3 separate regions of the Homo sapiens genome follow, and regions 2 and 3 are each linked to region 1. The links are chromatin contacts, found by Hi-C or POLR2A ChIA-PET in ENCODE. All regions are on one chromosome and are shown on one strand. The core of a region is the stretch at or near the end of the contact, and the rest is flanking DNA. Distances in the headings are between cores, read along the strand shown. Region 1 holds the start of FECH (ferrochelatase). Region 2 overlaps ATP8B1 (ATPase phospholipid transporting 8B1). Region 3 holds the start of ATP8B1 (ATPase phospholipid transporting 8B1).

Region 1 (3,521 bases), core at 909-3,408:
GGCAGGAGAATCACTTGAACCCAGTAGGCGGAGGTTGCAGTGAGCCGAGATCGTGCCATTGCACTCCAGCCTGGGCAACAGGGTGAGACTCCCTCTAAAAAAAAAAAAAACAAAAAAAATTAATTAATTAATGAAAAAATAAAAAATAAAAAAAGAAGTCAGTAAAAATGAAAGTGCAAGATGCGAATAAAAGAAATGAAATGATGCTGATTCATTAAAATATTTAATAAAGTATGTCTTGCTAGTTCCATAATCATTTCTGGACAGAAATTTAACCCACGCCAGCCATTGATTTTGTACTGGTGAGACTTGGCACCTTTATGCCTTGTCACTAATCATCAGCGTTTGCCTGGGAGGGACCAGAAGCCCCCTTATCTCTACCCAGCAGGAGGGCCCAGCACCCTGGATGGAGGGGATGACTTTCTCCAGGGCCTCCCAGAGGGGACAAGAAGAGCCTTCATAGCTCAGACGTCTAACCCCCCCGGCCATTTTATTCTCTGGCCTTGTCTACATGTCTGCCAGCACAGCATTGCGAGGTGTGCAGCCTTTCAATTTAGTTTCTTTAGAAGAAATGGGCTCAGGCCGCGCATGGTGACTCACGCCTGTAATCCCAGCACTTTGGGAGGCCGAGGTGGGTGGACCACTTGAGGTCAGAAGTTCGAGACCAGTCTGGCCAACATGGCAAAACTCTGTATCTACTGGAAATACAAAACAAACAAATAACAACAACAACAACAAAAATGGGTTCAGACTGTAGGTAGAGAAGTATGTTATCCATGAAGATCACCTCTTTACAGGGCAACTTAAGAAGACTATAATTTTTTTATGAGGGTAGAGAATAGCCACACATATAAGGAAGGTGGGTTGATACCTGGAGCAGGTTTTACTGTGCTTTTCTCAGGACATCCGCTTGGATATGAAGATCATGTAGGTAATATGAAAGGCTATCCATTTAATTTGACATTTTGCATTGGGCTTATAACCATCAGGAGGACCAACTTTAATAAGAAATAAACTAATTCCATCAGTAGCACATATTTAAGCTACAGAAAACTGGGTTTCAGCTGAATCTAGACTCCATCTTCCCTGAATGTTCCATATGGCTTGCCCCCTTTGCTCAAATGTGTATAAGGCCTTTGCTCGAATGTGTGAGACTCTGACCCACCTGCTTCAAATTGCATTAGTCCCTTCCCCCACCCTACCCCATCTCTTTTACCTTGCTTCATTCTTCTTTTGTCCTGAGAGGGAAAAAGAAGAGGGGAGGCCGTGGAAGGGCTCCATCATTCAAAGTATTACATGTTGTGATTATTTTCTGTGTCTCCCCTAACCCCATGTAAGCCCCCGTCTACTCTTTTCACTACTGTTTTCCCAGTGCACATAGTAGGTGCTCAATATTTGTTCAATGAATACCGATGCCTGAGACCTTTCTGTACCAAGGGCTGGTTTCCTACTCCACAATGCACTGAACATATATAGGCAGGGTGGGCTGACGGAGGTGTAGGAATGAAATGGGCGCCTGTTCCTCCCAGTGATCTCAGTGTGCGACCTTGGGGGCGGGACGGGCGGCTAAACTGGGAAGGTGCGCGGATATGATACAGACAAACCTCATCATACCGTCCCTCCAAGAAATGCACTTGCCAGGCTGGCCTTCACTTTTCCTAATGCTCTTCAGTGAGTTTCACCTGTCAAATTCTGCTACACAGAGAGGGTGCAGAGAAACTGAATAATCCCTTTTTCTATTCTGAAAATAAAGCAAAACAAAACAGGATCTGCACACTTGTGTTGTGACTAGGCAGGCAAACTGGAGAACTGAGGCAAAAGCATCCTTATATCTAAATAATAGTAATGGAAACGTCGAAAAAAGTTATTTGCTGAGTCATGGCTGAGGATCCTGACTTCGCTAGTTTGGCAGATGCAAACAGGGCACGCAACTAGGAGTCCAGCAGGTTTTGCAGTGACCTGCGATGGTGGTGGGGAGCGGGCTTCTAGCTCAGCCCCCGGGCCCATTTTCACGCAGGGAGCGGCGCCCAGCTGGGGCGGGCTCTCCGCGAGGGGCGTGTCTCTGCCTGGCCTCGCCCGCCCCGGCCCGGCAGCGAATGAGCGGGCGCGCCGGGAGGGCGCGAGGTCAGGGGGCTGGGGACGCGCGTGGGGATCGCTACCCGGCTCGGCCACTGCTGGGCGGACACCTGGGCGCGCCGCCGCGGGAGGAGCCCGGACTCGGGCCGAGGCTGCCCAGGCAATGCGTTCACTCGGCGCAAACATGGCTGCGGCCCTGCGCGCCGCGGGCGTCCTGCTCCGCGATCCGCGTAAGTGGGTCTGTCGCGGCGGCCGCCAGGGCCAGGATCCCTGAGAAGGCGTGGGCAGAGCGGGCAGCTGGCGCCCGGGCCCTCGCGCCCGGGGGATTCGGGGAGCGGCCTTGGGGGTGCTGCGAGCAACCGGGCGAGGGGCGTCGCGGAGAAGGGAGGGCTGAGGGCAGCACTCAGGGCTCGGGAGGCCGCGGGGAGGGCGCCCGGATCCAGGAGGCGCAGGTTCAAGTCCCATCGGTCGGCTGGGTGGCTTGGAGCAGTGGCTGGAATTTCCCAGAGCCTTGGTTATTGTCACCTGCAATAACCAGGCTGTTGAGAAGATTACGCGAGGGAAGGTATGTTATGGGCCTGCCATAGAGGATAGTAAGGAAGGCATCTTCATCATCACCACCATGGACATCTGCCCTGCAGTTCCCTCCCTGCTGAGGAAAGCCCATGGTCCTTGGTCCCTCTGTGCCCACTTCTCCTTAGCAGCGGGACCCCCCGTGGGGCAGCCTGGGCTAGCGTTTTCTAGAGATATCTGGGGAACTTGTAAGACCCAGGAACAGCCTCCCACGTTTCTGATGCAAACCGTGAATAGGTTGTGACCACAGGATGAGCTGATGGGACTGTGGATCTCACACACCTGGCTGGGACAGCATTTCCAACTGTGACACCTTGAACAAGGCACCTAACCTCGCCAGAGCTTTGGTAAATGTACATTGAAATCCTAATTTTTTTTTTAAGGCTTGCCTTGAACATGAGCACCTTGCCTGGCACACAGTAGTACACAGGCATCCTCAAGATGTCTAGCCATTCATGCAGAAGGCTGCCACGAATAAGATGCTTATTCAATGCATCCGAACGGTGACTGGACACAGACCGGACATATTTTTCTAAGACGTTCGTCAGTCTGACACCTACTTGGAGTGGAGGGAATCCCCTCTGAACCTCCATATCTCATTAGACGTGCCTTTGTTAGGAAAATACTAAGGACCCAGTGTACAATGAGGCTAGCTCACTAAGGGCGCTGGGGGACAAAGGGCATTGTTTTTTAAGAAGAGGCAGCACAGTGCCAGTCGTGGGGCTGAAAGAAGTATTGAACTAATCTTTTCTTTCACTGACCTTTCCTGTGGCAAATAAAGTCTGACAGGTCCTAGATTTGAGGTCGTGGAACAATATGTGAAACTTTAAATTATTTGTAGTCTAGGTTAAAAGTGGAAAGATTCAGAAACG
Region 2 (3,871 bases), core at 441-2,940, 160 kb before region 1:
GCCTAGCTGCGGAGCACTTGGAGGTGACCGTTTTGTGGCCCAAACACCAGCTTTTGCTCTTGAGTGTAGCTCAGTTTTTCATTGATGAATATTGTAGAAGAGCCTATGTCACAACTCCGAAATATTTGAAAGGATGGCATCATGTAAATCCAGAGCACAGTCTATTCAGAGCACTTTTAAAACATGCTTTGAAAATATTTTAATTAGCTCCAGATATCTAATAGTAAAGTTCAAATCCATGTGACATTTAAAGGCTTTTCAGTAATTTTCTTTGAGTTGTGCAGTGTGCAGGTACTCTTGATTTATTTCTGATTGCTGATTTAGGGACTATTTAAACCCCTAGTTTATTCTTTTTCTTTTTTTGAGATGGAATCTCACTCTGTTGCCCAGGCTAAAGTGCAGTGGCACAGTCTCGGCTCACTGCAACCTCCACCTCCCAGGTTCAAGCGATTTTTGTACTTCAGCCTTCTGAGTAGCTGGGATTACAGGCTCACGCCACCATGCCTGGATAATTTTCATATTCTTGGTAGAGACGGGGATTCATGATGTTGGCCAGGCTGGTCTCAAATTCCTGACCTCAAGTGATCCACCAAACTTGGCCTCCCAAAGTGCTGGGATTACAGGTGTGAGCCACTGCACCCGGCACTAAACCCCTAGTTTATCCTTAATGCTCTTCTCTCTATTCTTACACTAATTCCATTTTTTTCCTTTCTTTTTAAAAAGAGCTCTCGGAAGTTAGGATCAAAGTGTTAAAATAGCAAGTTGAGGCCAGTTAGATTTGCTATTGTTGGGAATTTATCCCTGGCATGATTTATTGATGGACAGCTGAAGGTTTGCTCACAAGAGTGGAGATGGGGTGGGAAGGAGATTGGTTGCTGGAAGGGAGAGAATCCTCTAGACAATTCAGCCAGAGCCTGCTTCCTCCCTAGACCTACAGGGGACAATGACAGTGAGCTCTGTTTCCTAAATAATGGATCAATCTTCCTGACTCAACTCAGAGTTCTATAGGGTGTCTTCACCTAAATCAGGTTAATTCGGGGGTAAGTTTTCAGGTTGGTAACATGTTGAATATATAAGAGCTTATAATAACATTAATTGAGTAAAAGTTATAAATAGTATTATGATAACAAGAGAGTTAAAGAGGATTGTTTTCATTGGAGTCCAGTTGCATTCAAGAGAGTCATTTTCTCTTTATAGGAGATGCAGGTTGATTGAAGTCTAGGTCTATGGAGAAGGGGAATGTGGAAAAGCAAAAAATATGCAAACATTTTGATTGGCTTTACATTTTATTTTATGTCAGAATCATAAGTATATATATTCTCTGTACTACTTGCCTTTGTGGGGTAGGGGCTGGAGATGGGGTGAGCATTGCTCAATCAAACCCAAGCCCTCATCACCATGTGCTACTGCACCCATGAAAGTACACAGAGATTTTAAAGGGGAAGCAAACATTGATTGGGAGGAGAAAATATCACAGCAGAAAAAAGTTCTAGAATACATTATCATTTTTCCTGGGGCCATGCTTTTTTTAAGAGGTGGAGCAGAAAGCATCTTTAATGGGCACTTCTTTAAAACTCCAAAACATTTTGAAGATGTTTTAATACATGTTGGATACTTCTATAGGTGTACCTTTTCTCTTAAATGCAAATCAGACTAGATGTTTGCACAAGGCCTGCATGAGTCATCCCTAGTTCAGCAGCCTGGCCTTATTTGCATTAAACACCAGTTGCAGTTCCTTCTGATTATTCTCTGCAAATAACTGTTAAACCTGGGTAAGCTGCAAAATTAAATTAAATTAAACTTTAAAATAGCATGTTAACCTTTGGGTAATTAGAAGAGAGAAAAGAAAACATGGTCATTTAGTTCTTATTTATATAACTTGTTACAAAAGGTAACCACAGTTTTTCCTTTTGTGCACATAGTCTTGGCAAAGGTGGATTCAGAATTTAAAGACATTAAGTAACAAATTTGCAGTACCTGACTGTGGAGTCCTCTGTTTGTTGGAATTAAGGAATTTGAAAGGCCCTCTCCGATGTTAAAGCTACACATTCAAGCCATATATTAGTTAGCTGGGGCTGCTGTAACAAGGTACCACACACAGAGCAGCTTAAAGAACAGAAGCTTATTGTCTCACAAATCTGGAAGCCAGAAGTTCAAGATCAAGGTTTTGCACGGCCATCTTCCCTGTGAGGGTGCTGGGGAAGGATCTGTTTCAGGATTCTCTCCTAGTTTCTGGAAGTTCCTTGGCTTGTGGCAGCATGTCTCCAAGGGATTTTATTCTGGTTACCCCTTATATGTCCTTGGGCAAAGAACTTAACCTCTCAGTTACAGTTTCTTTATTTGTAGAATGGGGATAATAATTTGATCCTCAAACAAAGTAAGCTAATGCGAATACATAGTGGAGAGCCTGATGCATAGAACACATAGTTAGCTCTCTGTAAACGCACGCCACCATCATCCTAGGAAAACATGGGGAGTTTCAGAAGCCTTACATCAGAAGTCTTACCATGGGTGCTTAAACTGATCAGATTTGTAGGAGAAGCTTGGACACACTCCTTATATTTGACCTGTTCAAACTCTGAAAGCCAGAACAGATAGAATTGCTGACTGTTGGTAGGAAGCTCTGTAGATATTTCAAGCCAAATGCAAGTATTTCCAAGGGACCTATAAAATATTAACCATATGTTTGCAGTAGAATCTTGGTCCAAAACTTAGGATATGAACTCTGCTGCCTTGGAAGAGTTTGTAATCTAAGTTGAGTACTCTAAGCTGACTTGAAATACAGCATAAGAGACAGTGATTAAATATCTCAGACCCAGAATTTGTAAAGGTGTTAACCTTCAGATGGAATGAGAGGTAAGGCTCTGTCGACCAGTCTTAGATGTTCAGGAAACCATGATAGTATCTAGAAAAGATACCAAGTAAGTGCCCTAATCATACTTAATGTGCCAATCACCTTAGTGTCTGTTTAAGCTTTGGAACATGTTTACATATAAATATTTGGAAATTTGAGACAGATTTACAAATGAAAAGGAGCCATGTGGGAATTTTAAGAGCATCTGTTTGTATTTGCAGCTGAAGCCACAGCTTTGGATACAGATCACTAAGGAGAGCCACTGACTTTTCTTTCTTTCTCTTTTTTTTTTTTTTTTGAGATAGAGTTTTGCTCTTGTCACCCAGACTGGAGTGCAGTGGTGGGGTCTCAGCTCACTGCAACCTCCACCTCCCGGGTTCAAGCAATTCTCCTGCCTTAGCCTCCCAAGTAGCTGGGATTGCAGGTGCCTGCCACCACGCCTGGCTAATTTTTGTATTTTTAGTAGAGATGGGGTTTCACCATGTTGGCCAGGCTGGTCTTGAACTCCTGACCTTAGGTGATCCACCCACCTCGGCTTCCCAAAGTGCTGGGATTACAGGTATGAGCCACCACGCCCGGCCTGGGCCACTGACTTTTCAAGCTATCTTTGTCTCTGGCCCCTCTCCAAGGCACTCAAGGTCCATTGTCCTTAGTGCTAAGTAATGGTTGGGGATCTTTGCTGAGGATCAGCAAGGGCTCTTGGAGGAAATGGTGGACCCAGACTACATTTCATGCAGCTCACCATCCTTAGGAGGGAGATGGAATCTTCTGTTTACTAACACACCAGAAAGGTATAATACAAGGGACAAAATGTGGCAAGTTTCAACTCTTCTGCCTTGACATGCAAACCATCCCTTCTGAGCTCACTTCCATGCACCATGCACAGTGGATTCCATGAACCCACTTCCATGCTACCATTTTTGTTTTTGTAATCATTTGCAAAGAGACAGAATGATATTAAGAAAGTATCAGTGGCTGGGCACAGTGGTGGCTCACACCTACAATCCTAGCACTTTG
Region 3 (3,496 bases), core at 529-3,028, 220 kb before region 1:
ATTGGATGCGTCCTTGTTTAGTCTCTTCTATGTAACATTTTCTTGGACAGGTTGAGCACTTGGTAGTGGATCTGCAAGGAGGGGGTGCCCCCTTTAGTCTGGAATCCCCTCTTGATTCCTAGGTTTGCTGGCATTTATCCAGATAGGGGCAGAGTCTTCCTAAACGGCTTCCCTCCTTTGGAGTCTGCTGCTCCTTGCATGCCATAACCCAGTCTTGAGAACCTGGCTCACCTTCCATTGCTCCCCTCTCCCAGTCAGTTGCAGGTTGTGGCCACTTCGTGCCCTATCTCTCTTCTGTGGTGTCCCTTGAATTTCCTCCTTTTTACTTCCCCTGGCAACTCCTCCGTATGTCGCTGTCCCAGCCTCTCAAGTGATTCTCCCATCTTCAGTTTTATCCTCTCTAGACTATCTCCCTATTATTTTCCCTAAAACACAACCTTGATCATGCTCATGCTCGGTCCTAAATTGTCAACGGTTTGCAGGTGCTACCAAAAACAAGTCTAAATGTCTTAGATCAACCAGTGTCACCAACAGGCCCTATGTTCTCTTGCATCGGTACCTTTGTTCTGTCGTTAGCTTCAGAATATAAGTGCTGGAAGAGACCATCTGGTCCAATCTCATTTTACAAATGAGGAAACTGAGGCCTGGATAGATTGAGTGACTGACCAGCACCTAGTCAGAGATCAAGTTTGACTCATGAAAAAGAAGCCTAGAGCAGCCTCGGGGTTGGTATCAGACAAGATTCTACCAGTTGGCCACCCGTTGAATACCCTCTCTACACAACTCTGATCCTTAAAGCTGTGGATCTTTGAGTCCCATCAAGCACGGCCTCCTGTAGGAAGCCTCTGTGATGACCCAGTTGGGAGTCTGGACTCTTGGGCATAGATGTGAGCCTCTAGGTGACTGGGAATCGTGTGGGAGTCCTGGCTCCCCTACTGCATTTTAAGCAAACTCTGATCTTTGATTTTCCTCCATTCTTATCCCAACGACTCGGTCCATAGTCGGGGAGCGGCAAAAGTCTACTCAAGAAGGAGGGTAATGTCTATACTGCCAGGGAGGCACGATTCACCCGCTCAGACACCAGCCAGCAACGAGGCGCTGAGTCCAAAATTTCCACCTACACCGCGTGGTTCACGGGCCGCACCTTAACTCCTTTTGACTCCAAACCCAAAAAAACTCGATAGCGTTTGGACTCGGCAGAAAGCCTGCTGGCTGCAATCACAGGATACGTTTCTGGAAGTCTTGAGGCGCAGCCTCTTTCTTCACCCTCCACGCGGCGAACTTTGACGCGCATTCGGTGACCGGTCCCCAAACATGACTTGGCATCAAGAGGACACAGCTCCCCTTACCGAGGGAGCTCAGGTCCCGGGCGCGCCGCGGCCCCGCCAGCTTTCCAGGCTGGCTCAGTCCTCGACCCGGGGTGACGGCCAAGCCAGCCAAGGGCAGCGGGAAAGTGACGCTGGGCTGGAGAGGTGTGGTGGCGAGTGCGGCCCCCGGGGAGCTAAGAGCAGCCGCAGCAACTGGGTCTCAGGCTGGGCGAGGCAAGGGCTCGTAGGCTGGGCTCGGAAGACTGAAAGGGGTGCCCACCTGACTCCAGGACGCACGGAGGGCGTGGGGCAGGAGCTGGACCTGGGCCGCCTCGGGCCGCCCCGGGGCTTGCAGTCCAGCCCCTCTCCGCCCTAGGGAGGGAAAAAGGGAGGGGAGAAGGCCGAGCCCGCCTCCAGCCCCAGCCCCAGCCCCAGCGAGGCTCGGCGGCCGCGGCTGCTGGAGGGAAACCAGAGGCACCTCCCCGAGCGGAGAAACCAGTTTGGCCGGTCCGGCGGAGCGGAGGCAAAAGGGCGGCTGCAGAGGAAGGGTGCACGGACGCGGGGCGGGGAAAGGCGGGGGAGCCACTAGCGAGCCGCGAGAGCCGGAGGTGCCGCCGCCAACTAGACACGCTTCCCCGGGCCCCCGGCCAGCCCCCGTGCGCCATGCAGCGCTAGCGCGGCGGCCAGGGCTGGGGCCGGGCGGGCGGCGGCAGCGGCCAGGTGCGCAGCGAGCGCTCCGAGCGGCGCGCACCAGGCGGATGCCCCAGCCGGGGCCCAGCGAACGCCAGGTAAGCAGGGGTGCGGCGCCGGGGGCCCCCAGACCTTCCCAAGCCCCTTGGCCCGGCGGTGTCCTGCAGGTTCCCTGGCCGCTCCCGCCGCACTTTGGAGATCCGGGATGCGGCGGCAGCAGCTGTCAGCGCCCTCGGACTCCCGAGCCCGCACAGGTGGGATTTGGGTGGAGGTGCTGGGAGCCCCCGAGGCCTCGGGGACGGCGAGACACGGCCGGCTGGGCAGGCAGCGCTGCGGAGAGTTCCGTGGGGTTTTCACCTGCCTAGAGGAGGGAAATCTCGGGGTGTTTGGGTTCTTCGATCGGTAGCGACACACATGTCCGGGGGTTAAGCCAGGTAGGGCTTGCGGCTCCTTGGGGGATGCCGCTGGCTCCTGTGCGGTGGCTACCGCCCCTCTGGAAGACCCCGGTGACCGGGTCCTGCTGGGGCGCTCTTTGGGAGCAGATGCCAACGTGTCCGAAAAGGACTTGCGGGCCAAACGTATCTGACCGCGGCCCACCTGCCGGGAGGGATGGAGGGGGTGAGATCGCTCTCCTCCCCAGCTCCTGTGGCAGGGCCAGGTACTCCCAGACATCTTCCGTGCGCTTTATTGTGGGATGGGGAGGGGAGGTGATGGGGAAGACCGACACCACTGTTTTTCCGGTGACTGTCGGGTCGCGTCCGCCAGCCCCGCTGAGATGGCTGCAGGCATCTCCTTCCCTCAGCAGTTTGGTGCCCTGCGCTGTCACCTCGCTGTGTGCACGAGGAGGGGCAACTTGTTGGGGGGCGCGGGGAGATGTTGCAGAGAATGGCCCAGTGCTTTAACACCCCTCGCCCCCACTTCTCCAACTCCCTCCTTCTCCCCAAAGTGAAAGAAAAGTTCTGAAGTGTCTGCCCAACTTTTCCGACGGAGGCGTGTGCCTGTGGTCCCTGCCGGGGGTTGGTGGCTGGTTGCGGGGGGGGGCGGTGCTCGGAGCGCAGATCCGTGACGGTTGTACGGGGGAGACTGGATTGCAGTAAGGATGCAAATTGGGGAAGGGGGATTGACACGCAGAAGTAAGGAGGACTTGGGCCGCGCTTCTGCCCGGTGAGTACCCGCTCAACCCTACCCGACCCCCTTGGCCTGCACGCGCTGCCCTTGGGGGCTGCAAGCTCTTCCTGGGTAGCTCCAGACGCCGCCGAGTTCCTCTCCCGGAAACTGGCCTCCCTGTTGGCGTGAGAAAATATTCGCTCCCATCTTCCTGGTTGCATTGCCTTCAAAATTTTGCCACTACCCATGGGAAACTAAAAAAAGAAAAAACTAGTGGGATGTTTGGAGATCACCCGGCACACGGTAGGTTATCGATGAAGGTTAACTGCTTTCAGGAACAAAAGCTAAAAAAAACCACGCGTGATAAAGCCTCCAGGGATAGTGAATACGAG

Evidence for each region. A loop is a pair of places that touch in the nucleus more often than their neighbours do. ChIA-PET counts read pairs that join two places held with the same protein, here RNA polymerase II (POLR2A). Pooled maps may share reads with other maps.
Region 2: a loop to region 1 is called in a map with no recorded cell type, with 7 times the contacts of the local background. The contact joins the enhancer-like site here to the promoter of FECH in region 1. A Hi-C loop is called at or near these places in 1 of 37 single-sample maps with no recorded cell type and 4 of 50 pooled maps. POLR2A ChIA-PET finds 5 or more read pairs at or near these places in 3 of 52 experiments (GM12878, H1 and Panc1).
Region 3: a loop to region 1 is called in a pooled map, with 4 times the contacts of the local background. The contact joins the promoter of ATP8B1 here to the promoter of FECH in region 1. A Hi-C loop is called at or near these places in 4 of 50 pooled maps. POLR2A ChIA-PET finds 5 or more read pairs at or near these places in 3 of 52 experiments (CD4-positive, alpha-beta T cell, GM12878 and Panc1).

The regions. Positions count from the first base shown.
Region 1 is chr18:57,585,339-57,588,859 of GRCh38, reverse strand. FECH (ferrochelatase) reads left to right here and starts at 2,158. Exons shown (of 11, transcript NM_000140.5): 1 at 2,158-2,306. The coding sequence starts at 2,240. RefSeq lists silencers at 1,977-2,336, 2,347-2,406, 2,417-2,466.
Region 2 is chr18:57,746,735-57,750,605 of GRCh38, reverse strand. All of the region lies in intron 1 of ATP8B1 (ATPase phospholipid transporting 8B1), which reads left to right. Among named protein-coding and RNA genes, the nearest start is that of ATP8B1, 55 kb to the left of the region's middle. Within about 2 kb of position 1,690, at least 7 of the 41 ENCODE cell types and tissues checked have a DNase peak (open chromatin) inside an H3K27ac peak, as active enhancers do; they include Panc1, where a contact is called at or near this core.
Region 3 is chr18:57,801,597-57,805,092 of GRCh38, reverse strand. It overlaps ATP8B1 (ATPase phospholipid transporting 8B1), which reads left to right and starts at 1,778. Exons shown (of 28, transcript NM_001374385.1): 1 at 1,778-2,095. RefSeq lists an enhancer at 1,521-2,158.